Regions from separate parts of the Homo sapiens genome. Here all the other regions are linked to region 1. The links are chromatin contacts, found by Hi-C or POLR2A ChIA-PET in ENCODE. All regions are on one chromosome and are shown on one strand. The core of a region is the stretch at or near the end of the contact, and the rest is flanking DNA. Distances in the headings are between cores, read along the strand shown. Region 1 has its middle 31 kb from the start of NSUN7. Region 2 overlaps RHOH (ras homolog family member H). Region 3 has its middle 7.6 kb from the start of RBM47-AS1. Region 4 overlaps RBM47 (RNA binding motif protein 47).

Region 1 (3,434 bases), core at 645-3,144:
CCTGGCCTCATTTTTGCAACTTGGCCCTCCCATTTGGCAACGTCCCTTTTAGAATGTGGCATCCAACTGCAAGCCCCTCAGTCTTGCACAATGTTCTAGCTTGGCCTGACCATCAAACACCACATCATTGTCCTTGTTTTAGATGTCATGCCTGAAAGATGTCGATGTCCAGCATCATTGAGAGAACTCAGAATAATTGTTAGACACGCAAGATCAATGAGCAGAAACAAGGATAGGCAGACTTTTAAAATTTATTGGAATGATCTGATACTTGAAAATCTTTTCCTCTGCATTAGCTAACTGAATGTCCAATGAATAATCATGGATTATCATAGCTAACAGAATATCCAATGAAAAATCATGGATATTCTGTAATACAATCACTCTGGCTCATCAACACCAAACATAATTGCCATGAGGACATTATTTTATGAATTATTAGAAAAGCATAAAGTACTAACTAAATAGGGAATTTCAGAGTTAATGCAAAACCTCAAAATGGCTTTCAAAGAAGCTTATTTTCTCAGAGTAGTTTAACCAATGGGAGGAAAATCACTTCTGGATTATACAGAATTTGTTCATAAGGTTTGATCAGAAGGTGACCTAGTGATGAGGCTACTAATAATGGGAGAACTACACGAAAGAACAAATCTGCTGTTATGAGGCTCCAGGGCACAGGAACTATTACTCTAATTTCAAGTGACAATGAGTTTTTATAGCTGATAGCTACTTATGTCTCCCAAAACACTCTAATGCACGTTCCTGTCAGAAATTTGTGTATTTAATAGACTATATTCCCGATGTCACCTTTCCATCAGATTTAAATGAATCGGGTATAGTGTCATGTTTTAATTTCTCAATAAATATATGTAACAGGAATTTTCCTACTGAATTAAAAATGTCATTTCAGTGAGATAACCAAATTGATGATACTCGGAATTTGCAATTCATCATGATTACTGCCAGATTTAACAAATATAATTCACTTTCTCCTACTACCCTGTGATTAGCTAGAGGTCATGGCTTTGACAAATCTAGACTCCCTGGTGCTTTGGGTATAACTCTTGCCCACGTAACTTCTGTTATTTCTTATGAGGTATATGAAGGTGAATAGCATGCAGTTTTTACACCGGGGAGGGCATTTTTCTTCAGCAAAATAATTATCTCATTGCATTTCCCACTGGAATAGCTGACACCCCCCTGCCCCTCAAAAACAGAGAAAACAAAGGCTATCCATTTTAGTCCCCTCACGCTAGGTTTTTTTCCTTACCATTTCCCCCTTGTTTTTTCCATTCTTGGGGTATTTGGATATGAGGGAAGATGAAGAGGTAACAGACTGAGAAGTGTTCATTTTTCTTGTGTCGCTCTTCACATTGGCCAGCAAGGGGAGTTGTAGGAACAATTACAGTGGTTTGAGCTGATACACTTGTGAGCATACCTCTCACGATTGGTTAGGAGTCACAATGTCTTTTGCCCTGGACTCCCTGTGTAACACAGGTAGTATTTTGTGTACCAGTCTAGTTTTCCTTTCATCTCATACTTTGCTGACCAAAAATTAATTGTGAACTTCAAAATAAAAACCTACTGAAATGGTGAGACATTGGAAATGAAGTGAGCCTTCTATGCCCAGGTGGCATAAAAATCTAATTGTAGCTTCAAGCAGCCCAAGCCCCTTTAATGCGGATAAGAGAGCATTCAACTGACTTCAATAAAAAGGGACTTAAATGGAAGGGAGGTAGCCTTGAGGAGAGCTGGCGCTGACTGCTGGGACTGAGGAGGCCATTGTTCTACATTCTCCTAGGGCTTAGGGAGATTGACAAGGCACCTGCTGCTTTCCAGAGATGAACGTTTAGGTCAGCCCTGAAAACACCCAGGCCTGAGACACTCCCCTGGCCTCTTGGCCCCCTGCCATCCAGGTGCAGGAGATTCAAAGGTACAAAGCAAAGGCATGGGAAGAGCCCTTTGGAGAGATCTGGGGAGACTGTTTCTGCTCCATGAACAATCCAGGACAGCTCTCTCCCCTTTAAATCATCTTTCATGCTTCTTAGCTCCAAGGCTTTCTATGTTCTTCCATGGATTCCTCTACTGTATCTATGCCATAGGAACATTTGATTACTAACCACTTTCACAGATCATGGTTCACTTCACTGAGTTTGGGACCAGGATCCATGAATATGTACCCTATTTAATGCCTTAATGCTGCTTTCCCAATTCCCATCCTGGCTACTGAATATATTTTGCTGTTGACTGCAAAATAGACTAAAAATCAGTAATCACTAGTTTTCTGAATGTGAAGTTCAGGTTTTTATTTCTATGTTTCTTTTGTTAAGTACTGAATAAATTTTGTGCCCTGTGCTTAGTTCTCCAACAGGCTGTGTTATATAAAGGAGAGAATCTGGGCTTAAGAATAGGAGATGTAGTCTTTCTTTTTTTTTTTCTTTTCTTTTTTTTTTTTTTTTTTTTTTTTTTTACTTTATGGTACTACAGGCACATGCCACCATGCCTAGCTAATTTTTTTAATTTTTTGTAGAGAGGGGGTCTCACTGTGTTGCCCATGGTGGTCTCAAACTGCTAGACTCAAGCAATCCTTGCACTGTAGCCTCCCATAGTGCTGGGATTACAGGTATGAGCCTCTGTGCCTGGCCTAGATTTTAGTTCTGGTTCTGCTACTTAATAGCTGTATGATGTTGGACAACTCATATAATCTTTCTAGGCTTGTCTATTTTCTCATCGGCAAAAATGGGGAGGGAGGACAAGATTCCAGTCTTGAGAGTCAAGCAGACTAGGGTTTTAAACCTATTTCAGGTATTAGCTGGATGACTTTAAGCAAGTGACAATTAGTGTTATTTTAAGGCTTTAGTGAGATAATATATGTGAAACCCTTAGCATCATTCTTAGGACACAATCAGCACTCAACAAATAATAGTTATTATAATAATCATGACAATGTCCATGTTATTAAAGTTCTTTAGAACCCTTTTTTAAGCTCTAAAATGCAATGATTTAAGTTTGAAATGTTGTGGTTGATTGCTGTAAATAAGGCTGTTCACTTGATCCTGGGCTTCTTAAGAGAATTTGGTAAGAAATAGGCTGAAATTATAGAGGACTTTGCAAAGTGCTTAGATTTTGTTATATAGTACTATAGTAACATTCAGCAAACAATGTGATTATCAGCATTGTAATAAACACAGTCATGGGCCAATTTCCTTTGTTTTTTCATAGTGTAATGCCTACTAGAAATTCTTTAAAGGTTAAACTTCATATTCAGCACACCATGTCCTCTCTACAAACCCTCTCTTCCTAATGTGTGTATACCTTTTTTTTTTTTTTTTTTTTTTTTTTTTTAATGAGATGGAGTTTCACTTTGTTGCCCAGGGTGGAGTGTAATGGCGTGATTTGTATATATCTCTAGCATGTATATATCTCTCTCTTCT
Region 2 (3,434 bases), core at 554-3,053, 470 kb after region 1:
CCACAATCATTATTGTACCAATATTTATACAGTATCCTAGGAATTCATATCTCTGCTTTAACAAAGGGAAACTAAGGCTGAAAGATACACAACCCAGATTTTCTGACCCCAGAATACATCACGATTGTCTGGTCTCTCCACTCCCTCATCATGGCTTTTTATCTACCATTAGTATTGAGTTCCAGGTCGGGATGCATTTTAGAATCTACCAAAAAGCTAATGTAGACTTCAGGTTTAATCAAGAACTTTTTATGAACTCATAGCTCAAATAATTTTCAGAGCTTATCTTTTCTTGTGAAAACCTGCTTGACATCTTAGCCATTGATTATGTTTCTTTGCTTTATCTGGACAGATACAGTCTCACGAAAAGTAAGTTCCTACTATTGAGTTGTACTGACCCCACTCAACTTGTAAGCATTTCTTTCTCAGCACTGGGGCCGAGCACTCACAGAGCCCTGTCCCCTCTGTCATGTCATAACTCTACAGATGCACCAAAGTGAGTCCTTTCATCACATTTCATTCTGGGTAAAGGGCGCCTCCTAAGTACGAAATCCTTGAAAGAGAAGAGCCAAACTCTCCTCTTCCCTGTCACTCCCTTGTTCAAAGGAAATACCTGAAACCTGAGGGGTGGAAAAGTGAGATAAGAAAAAGAGAATATTGGCCAGGCACGGTGGCCCACGCCTGTAATCTCAACACTTTGGGAGACCGAGGCGGGTGGAGCACCTGAGGTCAGGAGTTCAAGACCAGCCTGACCAACATGGTGAAACTCCATTTCTACTAAAAATACAAAATTAGCCAGGCGTAATGGAACATGCCTGTAATCTCAGCTACTTGGGAGGCTGAGGCAGGAGAATCACTTGAACCCAGAAAGCAGAGGTTGCAGTGAGCCGAGAGTGCACCATTGCACTCCAGCCTGGGCGACAAGAGCAAAACTCCATCTCCAAAAAACAAAACAAACAAACAAACAAAAAATGAAGAGAAAGAGAATATTGGCTGGGCACAGTGGCTCACACCTGTAATCTTAGCACTCTGGGAGGCCAGGGTGGGAAGATCGCTTGAGCCCAGGAGTTCAAGACCAGCCTGGGCAACGTAGTGAGACCCTGTCTCTATAATTTTTAAAATTAGCCAAGTTTGGTGGTGTGCACCCATGGTCCCAGCTACTTGGGAGGCTGAGGTGGGAGGATCACTTGAGCTCCAGAAGTTGAGGCTGCAGTGAGCCATGATCACACCACTACACTCCACTGTGGGTGTCAGAGCAAAACCCTGTCTCAAAAAAAGTTTTTTAATAAAAAAAGAAAAAGAGAATATTTCCCAAGCTTTTTATAACATTAAATAATGGTGTATTTCATCTCTGCCAATTTATATGCAATCAGCCTTTGGAGTTATGCTTTAAATACCAAGGATTGGAATGGAGACCTTTGCAAATGATGGTGTTGTGTGACATAGGTGGGTCCCATTCTCATTGCCAGAAAGACAAGGGCAGGACAAAGGTCAGACTTGGAATATTTTATTTAAAAATATATTTTTCCAGCTACTCGGGAGACCGAGGCAGGAGAATGGCATGAACCCGGGAGGCAGAGCTTGCAGTGAGCGGAGATCACACCACTGCACTCCAGCCTGGGTGACAGAGCGAGACTCCGTCTCAAAAAAATAAAAAAAATCTAAAAATTAAAAAATAAAAATAAAAATATATTTTTTAAAATACAGGCTACTTGACTGGCAGGGGTGGAGCTGCAAGCTACATGAGGTCGGATGTGGCAAAGCCATTCAGTCAAGCTGCTCTGGGAGGAAGTGGGGCAGGGTGGTTTTGAGCAGACCCACTTGAGACTCCTGGGGCAGCCACTCACCTGCTGCATGGGCTTGGCCTTGTCACATCAACATGCTGAGCCTCAGTTTCCTCATGTAAGATGGGACTCAGTATAATGTGGGCCTACACACATGTGGCAAAAGAATGCTTCGCTCGGTGGCCGGCACAGCACATCTGAAGCACTGAACAAACTTAATCAGGATGCTTCTAGCTTTCTTGTCACTCACTGCACTGGATTCTGCTGCCCAGTTAACTAGTCAGTGGAAAGTAAGACAGAATAGAATTGCTATGGATGGAATGTTTGTGTCCCCACAAATCTCAAAATGTTGAGGCCTAATCCCCAGTGTGATGGTATTTGGAGGTGAGGACTTTGCGAGGTATTAGATCATGAGGGTTGAGCCCTCATGAATGGGATTATTATCCTTAGAAGAAGAAACACCAGAAAGATGATCTCTTGCTCTACCATGTGAGAACACAGCAAGAAGACAGCCATTGCAAACCAGGCAGAGGGGTCTCACCAGAACCCAACCATGCTGTCCCTTGCCTTGGACTTCCCAGCCTCCAGAACTGTGAGAGATAAATTTCTGTTATTGAAGTCCCCTAGTCTATGGTTTTCCACTATAGCAGCCCAGGCTGACAGAGACAAGAATGAACTACCCGACCATGAAAATTAACTCTTTAATGTCATCAAGAACATATTTAATGCTGCTACTTGGAATAGTTAAGAATCGATATGCAATAGTCTACAAAAAGGTACCACAAATTTTGAAGTATAAGAAACCTGTGTCTGCATCTAGGCAGGCAAAAGTAAGTATGTGCTTATGTAGAACACACAACACACGGATTCTACCCATATGACCTATTTTTCTTCTTACCCCTACAAGGCTGGTGAGGGTCTGCTTGCTTTCTATAACCACTGTGTGGCACAGAAGCCCAATTACTGTCTTTCTCTCCATTTCAGTTTAACACAACTTTACCTCCATTGCCTTCCCTGTGCTGAGCCCTGGGGACACTGAGGAGACCAGGAGGCAGTGCTACCTTCAAGAACAGCAGTCTAGCAGGAAGACAGACACTTATCGGCTCCATTTCTGCCAGATTCTGCCACTGGAAAGGGTTTACACATAGATTCCTGGTCTCAGGTATGAGAGTTCCCAGACGGAGCTGTTAAGCTTGGCTCCCGCCAACAGGTGGAGGTCTCACCTGTGTGTCTTTGCCCAGGTGACAGCAAAGCCATTTGAGTGTGCCCTCTCTGGCCTTCCCTTCCTGCTCTGCTGCCACCGTGGAACCACCTCCTCTTCCTTCACTTAGGATCATGTATGGTGGCCCTTCCCACTTTCAGATACCCACCCCCATCTCTCTTCAACAAGAGAGAAAGAAAAGCCTGGGGGACAGCCCACTGCAGTGAATAGAAATTCCTTCCCACTGACATGTTAAATACCTCTCATGGCAAAGGCTGGCCCTGAACACCCGCATCCGTGATTTAAGACTCTGTGGGTTGAGGGAGAAGAAGAGAATCCCAGGGATATCAGAGGATATGAGATCCCTTCCCCTCCCCTGCCCGGTCATCTTTCAAGCCCCCCAACCCTGAGCTGAGAACTAGAGACACGGGCTCTCCAATCAAGGGAGG
Region 3 (3,434 bases), core at 492-2,991, 300 kb after region 1:
CAGGAGAATCACTTGAACCCAGGAGGCAGGGGTTGCTGTGAGCTGAGATCGTGCCACCGCACTCCAGCCTGGGTGACAGAAGGAGACTCCATCTCAAAAAAAAAAAAAAAAAATGAGACGAGTTATAGACAGTTATTTCCTTTCCCATCTCCTTTTTAAACTCTAGTGTGACTGCATTCCTCTTTGTTAATTCTATCAAGCCTTTCCATTTTAAATCCTTTTATGATTTTTTTAACTCTTTCATTCACTGAAATTTTTTATTCTTTTATTCACCTGTTTATTCCATAAACATTCATTGCTGGAGTACCAACTATGCAGGATTCACCAGAGAAATAAATCAACAAAATTGACCCTCTGCCTTCTGGAAACTCCCAGGCATGATAAGACTGTTTTATGGAAGGGGCACACACCCAGGCTCGAGCCAGAGATCTACAAGATGAATAGGAGTTAGGCAGATGAGTAGGGGGAAAAGGGATCGGGAAATGCCTGGGCCCGGAGGAAAGAACACGGTATCATCAAGTCCATGAAATCAGTTCAGGGTGGCTGCCTTAAAGGAGGAGAAAGTGTGAAGAAATCCAACCTTTGCACTGTTCAACATTAAATAGGGTTCATGGCCCTGTGTTAACTGTGGGAGGAAGAGATTTGGTCCCTATGACAAGGAAGCTAGGGGAGCCAGTAATCACAGAGAAAGAACCCTCAATCATTCATTCCTTCTTAGGACTTTCAGGAAATGGTGGAGCCCTGCGTTTATCTACACTGCTGAAGCTAGAGCTGCCCCTAGTGAAAAACTCCCTTCCTGCTGCCTTCCTGGCCCCAGGGGGGGATGCCTCCCAACTCTGAGCTTGTCCAGGAGTTTATAGCAGCAATCAAAGCTTTTAGGGCTGCCCACCTGTTTCTTGTGCAGGTCCAGGTTCCAGCCTCTGGGACCTTCACCCTTTCCTCTTGGGTCATACAGCAGCTGCATGTGGGTGTCCCCACTGTTCCTACGTAAACCCCCCATGGGACAGGAATGCAGGCTTCTCAGCAAAGGTGATGGAGGCCTATAGTCCTCCAGATGACTGAGGGTGGATGATATGGTTTGGCTGTGTCCCCACCCAAATCTCGTCTTGAATTGTAGCTCCCATAATCCCTATGTGTCATGGGAGGGACCTGGTGGGAGGTAATTGAATCATGGGGGCAGGTTTTTCCCGTGCTGTTCTCACAATAGTAAGTCTCATGAGATCTGATGGTTTTATAAAAGGCAGTTCCCCTGCACATGCTGCCCTGCCTGCTGCCATGTAAGACATGCCTTTGCTCCTCCTTCACCTTCTGCCATGATTGTGAGGCCTCCCTGGCCATATGGAGCTGTGAGTCCATTGAATCTCTTTCCTTTATAAATTACCCAGTCACGCATATGTCTCTATTAGTAGCATGAGAATGGACTAATACAGTGGAGGAGAATCCTAAGTAAAATCTTCAGAGACACATTGGCTTCCCCAACAGGATCATATTTCCTTGAAACTCCATTCTGCACAGTTACCAGAAACAAAAGCAACACTAATCCCTGCATATGCAAGAAATATGACCTTTCCTAGGCTAATTTTTAGCCACCCTTCTTTCTTGGCTCGTTCTACTTTGTTTGTCAAAAATCTTCATTAATGATTAACCAACCATGAGGTTTAAATAACCTTAGTCATTCTAAGGCAGCTAAGAGATGTCACTGAAGCCCAGTTTTTTCTGAGATGACCTTGCTGGGGGTGTGCTGGGTCAAAACATTTGCACTTAATGGTATTGTGATAACACTGGGCCATGCCAGTTTGGTTTTGCTGGGATTTTTCCGCTCCTTTTTCACGACCTTTATTCCAAACTGACAGCACCATGAGATAGTTTTACTTCCGTCGACCTCACCACCCTCACACCTCCACCCCCATTCAAATTTGGCCATTTGACCCTTTCTCAATCTTATATAGAGTACTATGCAGACTCAGCTTCCCAATAAACCCCTAATGTCCCCTTTCCAAATAAGACACTCCCCTAAGGAGAGAAATTCTGGAAATGCAACTGATTCTAAATGTGCTCTAGCATTTATAGAGGGAATCTCTTGTGCATAAGAGACAACAGCCAAAATAATCTACTTAGAAATTACCCAACGCTTTAGTGCAAACAGCCGTGCCACTGAGTGCTCAGTCAAGCCTGCCTTCGGCGAGCATGTCTTTTTTTGGTTCCTCATTTTCCTTGTGTTTGGGAATAATGTTAAAGTCTTAGATGATGATCATTCAGCAGGAGATAAGAATAATGGCTGACAGTAACTTACCATATATGCCAATGGTCAAGTACTTTACGTGGATATTTTTTAAACTTTTTATTAAAAGAGTAACATAGATACAGTAGTGTACATACCATAGAGAGCTTGATGAATTTTCACAAACTGAGCACATCCATGTAACCAACATCCAGAGGAGTAACATGACCAGCATTCCAGAAGGTTTTGCATGGCCCTTTCCAGTGACCACCTCAACAAGGGAAACAGTCAAATCTACAGCATAGATTAGTTTTGCATGCATCATGTTTTCACACTTGAGCTTGCTACTCTTAATACCCCCATTTTACAGATAAAAAGCAAGGAGGCAGAAGGAGGTTTCATAACTTCTCCCGAGACCACGTCGCTGGTAAGTGAAACAGTGTAGATCTGAACCTGGAATATCTAACTCTAGAGCTGGGGCTGGGGTTGGAGGGATTATAGATCACCCATTTTGTAAGGATGTAGAGTCATTTGTTTGTTCTAGAAGTCACACCGATCTCCTAATAGAGTCACTTTATCTTAAAGGACATTGGAGCAAGTGGAAAGGAAAGTTTAAAAATTACACACATTGCAGAATATAGATGCAAAACTTTCTGGAGTCTGAAGGTCTTATAGGGTCACCTTTCTACATTTTTTTTTCCTGGTGGCCTCCAAGCCTCTTACATTCTAGCATGTCTTTTATCAAATGTTGCTCTCAGAAAGGGAAGAAATAAACAAATTCATTCCCAAGGAGGTGAGTTATGTGGGGCTTTTTGTCTTTTGTTTGTTTGTTTTGAGACAGGGTCTTGCTCTGTCACCCGGGCTGGAGTGCAGTGGCGCAATCCCTGCTCACTGCAGCCTCGATTTCCCAGGCTCAGGTGATCTTTCCACCTCAGCCTCCTGAGTAGCTGGCACTACAGGCATGTGCCACCACATCCAGCTAATTTTTTGTATTTTTTGTAGAGATGGGGTTTCGCCATGTTGCTCAAGATGGTCTCGAATTCCTGTGCTCAAGCGATCCTCCCATCTCATCCTACCAAAGTGCTGGGATTACAGGCATGAGACACTGTGCCTGGCCTCCTGAGTTATGTGGTTTTCATTGAACAAATCCCTTGTCAACGAAGCTAAGGAAGAAAGCCCTAACTTTGGAAGTTAAGGCCATAGCCAGTCAAAT
Region 4 (3,434 bases), core at 632-3,131, 260 kb after region 1:
ATTGCTATAATTGTTACATTTTATTATTGTTGTTGTTAATCTCTTACTGTGCCTAATTTATAAATTAAACTTAATCATAGGTATGTATTATATATGTAAATATGTATAGGAAAAAACAGTATATATAGGGTTCATTACTATCAGAGGTTTCAGGCATCCACTGGGGGTCTTGGAACAGGTCCTCCTCAGATGAAGGGGGACTACCGCATATCTTTAAATATTATTTAGCAAAGTTAAAATAGCTGAGAACATTAAACAGGTACTCTAAGCTGTGGCTATGCCACGATTTATTGACCATTTTTATACCATTGAATATTTGTGTTTATTACATTACGTGTAAATATATACTATTATGTTCATTGCATTGTATTATAAATAGAACTTCAGTAAACAGATTTGAATGTAAATCTTTGCTTGGGTATTTGATTATACATGTCTATAAATGGAATCATTGGGCTAATGAGAATTGACTAATGAACACTGTAAAGCTCTTGATATTGTCCAACTCTTTCAGAAACAGCAAATTTTACCCACCTTCCCACCTATCCCCACGCATCATATATGGCAATGTGCGTTTCACAGGGCACATGTAAAAACTGTATTACCAATTTAGGAAGATTTTAAAACCAGAAATATTTTTATAGATACTCAAAAAATATTTAGGTTGGTGCAAAAGTAATTGCAGTTTTTGCCATTAAATGTAACGACAAAAACTGCAATCACTTTTGCACCAACCTAATAAAAGCCTATTCCCTCCCCTTTACCTACCCCACCTCTAGCCAATATCAGGTCTCTAAAGTAGAAGACAGTGTCACCAGATCTGTTATTACTTACCAACCTCAATCTCTCTATGGGAAAAAGATATGTGAGGCCTACATTCATTCACTGAATATTTATTATTACCACTTATGTTCATTTCTTGCACTGTGCATCAGGAGAAGCTGCTGGCTCATGTGGTACTTCTGTTTATTATGATTATATTTTTGAAGCACCACCATACTTTTTCCCACAGAAGCTGCACCATTATACATTCCCACCAGCAGTGCACAAGGGTTCCAGTTTCTCCACATTCTCACCAACACTTGTGGTTTTGTTTTTTTGATAATTGCCATCACAGTGAGTGTGAAGCGGTATATCATGGTGGCTTTGATTTGCATTTCCCTAATGATGAATGATGTTGAGCATCTTCTCATGTCCTTAAGGGGCATCTGTGTGTCTTCTTTATTTTTTCAAGGGTCTTTGCAGATGTGTAATGCAGATGTATAATGTATATCTTTGCGGATGTATAATGTATATCTTCCTTGGAAAAATATCTGTTCAACTTTTTTGACCATTTTTAAATTAGCTTGTTTGCTTTTTGTTATTGAGTTGTAGTTCTTTATATGTTCTGAATATCAATTCCTTATCAGACATGATTTGCACATATTTTCTCCTACACTGTGGGTTGCCTTTTCACTCTCTTGACAGTGTCCTTTGGTGCACAAAAGTTATTAATTTCGATTAAGTTTACTTTATCTATTTTTTCTTTTGTTGCTGTGCTTTTGGGGTTGTCCAAAAAATCATTGCCAAATCCAGTATCATGAAAGTTTGCCCCTGTATTTTCTTCCAAGTCTTATAGTTTTAGCTCTTACATTTAGGTCTTTGATCTATTTGAGTTTATTTTTATATATAGTGTAAGGTAAAGGCCAGGATTCTTTTAAAGATGTACTTTTGATTCCCACCAAATCTCGGTGAAAGCCTGTATCAAGCAGTTAAGAAAACGACATGAGTATTCAAGCCAACATTTGTTCTGAATGATTTTTCTTCCTCGTATAGGCTTAGGTGGTTTCCCAACAGACAGGTGAAAGCAAGCGTTTGGGGAACTGATGGCTCATGTAACTAGGATACAGCAGTGAGGCGGCAGTTGGGCTCAGCAAGTGTTTTGTAAATATGCTTGAAGAAATCCCCAAAAAGAGAACAGCAGGGGTAGATAGTGGCTTAGGCTAGAAAAAAACGTGCATGTGGGTGTTATGTAGGTGCATATATTTGCAGCAGAGGGAAGGAGAGAGGACACTCTGTTGTTGGGAATTGTGGGCTATAGAAGATAAAAACATCTTTTGTACAAAAACAAATTTCTTTTCATGCTGCTTCAGAGAAAAAAACTAAATTAGCTACAATTATGTGCTAACTATGTTTCCAAAACAGTTGTCCTAGTTCTGTTTTATTGTGGACAGAACCTAGCTGTACTTAACAAAATGTGAAGCCTGTCTAGACTTCCCTTGGAGAATATTGAAAAGTACAAAGACTCCCCAGGCTGTGTAACCCGCCTCGCCTAGCTTCAAATGTCTGCACTGGACGGGCGCTGTTCTCTGACGGGCTTGGAGATGACAGTAGTGCCATGCTAATGCAACTCAGGGTCTCAGAGGTCTCCCCACATGAACAAGATTCTGTATTAGGCTCTCAACATTGGAATGCTTGACATTGGCAGTTGGCTGTCCAAATTCCAAATAAATTAATGTTAAATCTTTTTTTTTTTTTTTTGAGACGGAGTTTTCACTCTTGTCACCCAGGCTGGAGTACAATGGTGCGATCTTGGCTCACTGCAACCTCTGCCTCCCAGGTTCAAGCGATTCTCCTACCTCAGCCTCTCGAGTAGTTGGGATTACAGGCGCCTGCCACCATGCCCGACTAATTTTTGTATTTCTGTTTTAGTACAGACAGGGTTTCTCCATGTTAGCCATAGCTGGTCTTGAACTCCTGACCTCAGGTGATCCGCCCATCTCAGCCTTCCAAAGTGCTGGGATTACAGGCATGAGCCACTGTGCCCAGCCTGTTAAATCTTTTAAAACTCTGACTTCGGAACCTATGAGAAACAAACTGAAATCCAGCCCATCCCTGTTTTGGTTTTCACAGGGACTGGTTTAGGTCCTCAGCAACGTGGGCTGCTGTAGGTCCTCATTTTCTCTTTGCCATAAAAAGGGATTTGGGAAAGAGGAAATAACTAAGCCAATTAAATTTTCTGATGTAGGATGGGATAAGACAGACCATGCTGTCTAAAAAAACCATTTGCAAGACTGGTATACTATATTTCCCTTGAATAATTAAAATCATTTCACACTTTATTAACTCGAAGAATATCCAGTATTTCCCTGTGAGCCTGAGAATAAATGATTAGCTCAAATCTGGGCGTTTTTACTGATGTATTAGTTTTTTAATTGAAATATTAACTCCAAGTGCACTCAGTGAAAGTACAGAGTACGCGAGACATGAATAGCAATTAAATGCCAACAATTGTTCCAGGAGTTTAGTAGACCTGGGAAATCATAAATTTCCTGACACCTGAATTTTTCATTTTAAATACTCTAGGTTCAGTGAAACTCTAGATATGTATTTTCTGTTCATTTCCATTCTTAATTTAAGTGCATATTTCTTGAGTTTCTTTAATTAATGTAGTT

The links. A loop is a pair of places that touch in the nucleus more often than their neighbours do. ChIA-PET counts read pairs that join two places held with the same protein, here RNA polymerase II (POLR2A). Pooled maps may share reads with other maps.
Region 2: a loop to region 1 is called in a pooled map, with 2.3 times the contacts of the local background. The contact joins two enhancer-like sites. A Hi-C loop is called at or near these places in 3 of 50 pooled maps. POLR2A ChIA-PET finds 5 or more read pairs at or near these places in 2 of 52 experiments (Caco-2 and activated T-cell).
Region 3: a loop to region 1 is called in a map of Caco-2, with 2.7 times the contacts of the local background. The contact joins two enhancer-like sites. A Hi-C loop is called at or near these places in 1 of 168 maps with a recorded cell type or tissue (Caco-2) and 3 of 50 pooled maps. POLR2A ChIA-PET finds 5 or more read pairs at or near these places in 1 of 52 experiments (activated B cell).
Region 4: a loop to region 1 is called in a pooled map, with 4 times the contacts of the local background. The contact joins two enhancer-like sites. A Hi-C loop is called at or near these places in 15 of 37 single-sample maps with no recorded cell type and 6 of 50 pooled maps. POLR2A ChIA-PET finds 5 or more read pairs at or near these places in 1 of 52 experiments (GM12878).

What each region holds. Positions count from the first base shown.
Region 1 is chr4:40,717,176-40,720,609 of GRCh38, reverse strand. No RefSeq gene overlaps it. Among named protein-coding and RNA genes, the nearest start is that of NSUN7, 31 kb to the left of the region's middle. Within about 2 kb of position 1,894, at least 8 of the 41 ENCODE cell types and tissues checked have a DNase peak (open chromatin) inside an H3K27ac peak, as active enhancers do.
Region 2 is chr4:40,246,005-40,249,438 of GRCh38, reverse strand. RHOH (ras homolog family member H) reads right to left here. Exons shown (of 3, transcript NM_004310.5): 3 at 2,472-3,434. Among named protein-coding and RNA genes, the nearest start is that of RHOH, 51 kb to the right of the region's middle. Within about 2 kb of position 1,803, at least 5 of the 41 ENCODE cell types and tissues checked have a DNase peak (open chromatin) inside an H3K27ac peak, as active enhancers do.
Region 3 is chr4:40,416,863-40,420,296 of GRCh38, reverse strand. No RefSeq gene overlaps it. Among named protein-coding and RNA genes, the nearest start is that of RBM47-AS1, 7.6 kb to the left of the region's middle. RefSeq lists a cis regulatory region at 1,634-1,647 and an enhancer at 1,568-1,712. Within about 2 kb of position 1,741, at least 6 of the 41 ENCODE cell types and tissues checked have a DNase peak (open chromatin) inside an H3K27ac peak, as active enhancers do.
Region 4 is chr4:40,461,023-40,464,456 of GRCh38, reverse strand. All of the region lies in intron 3 of RBM47 (RNA binding motif protein 47), which reads left to right. Among named protein-coding and RNA genes, the nearest start is that of RBM47-AS1, 37 kb to the right of the region's middle. Within about 2 kb of position 1,881, at least 4 of the 41 ENCODE cell types and tissues checked have a DNase peak (open chromatin) inside an H3K27ac peak, as active enhancers do.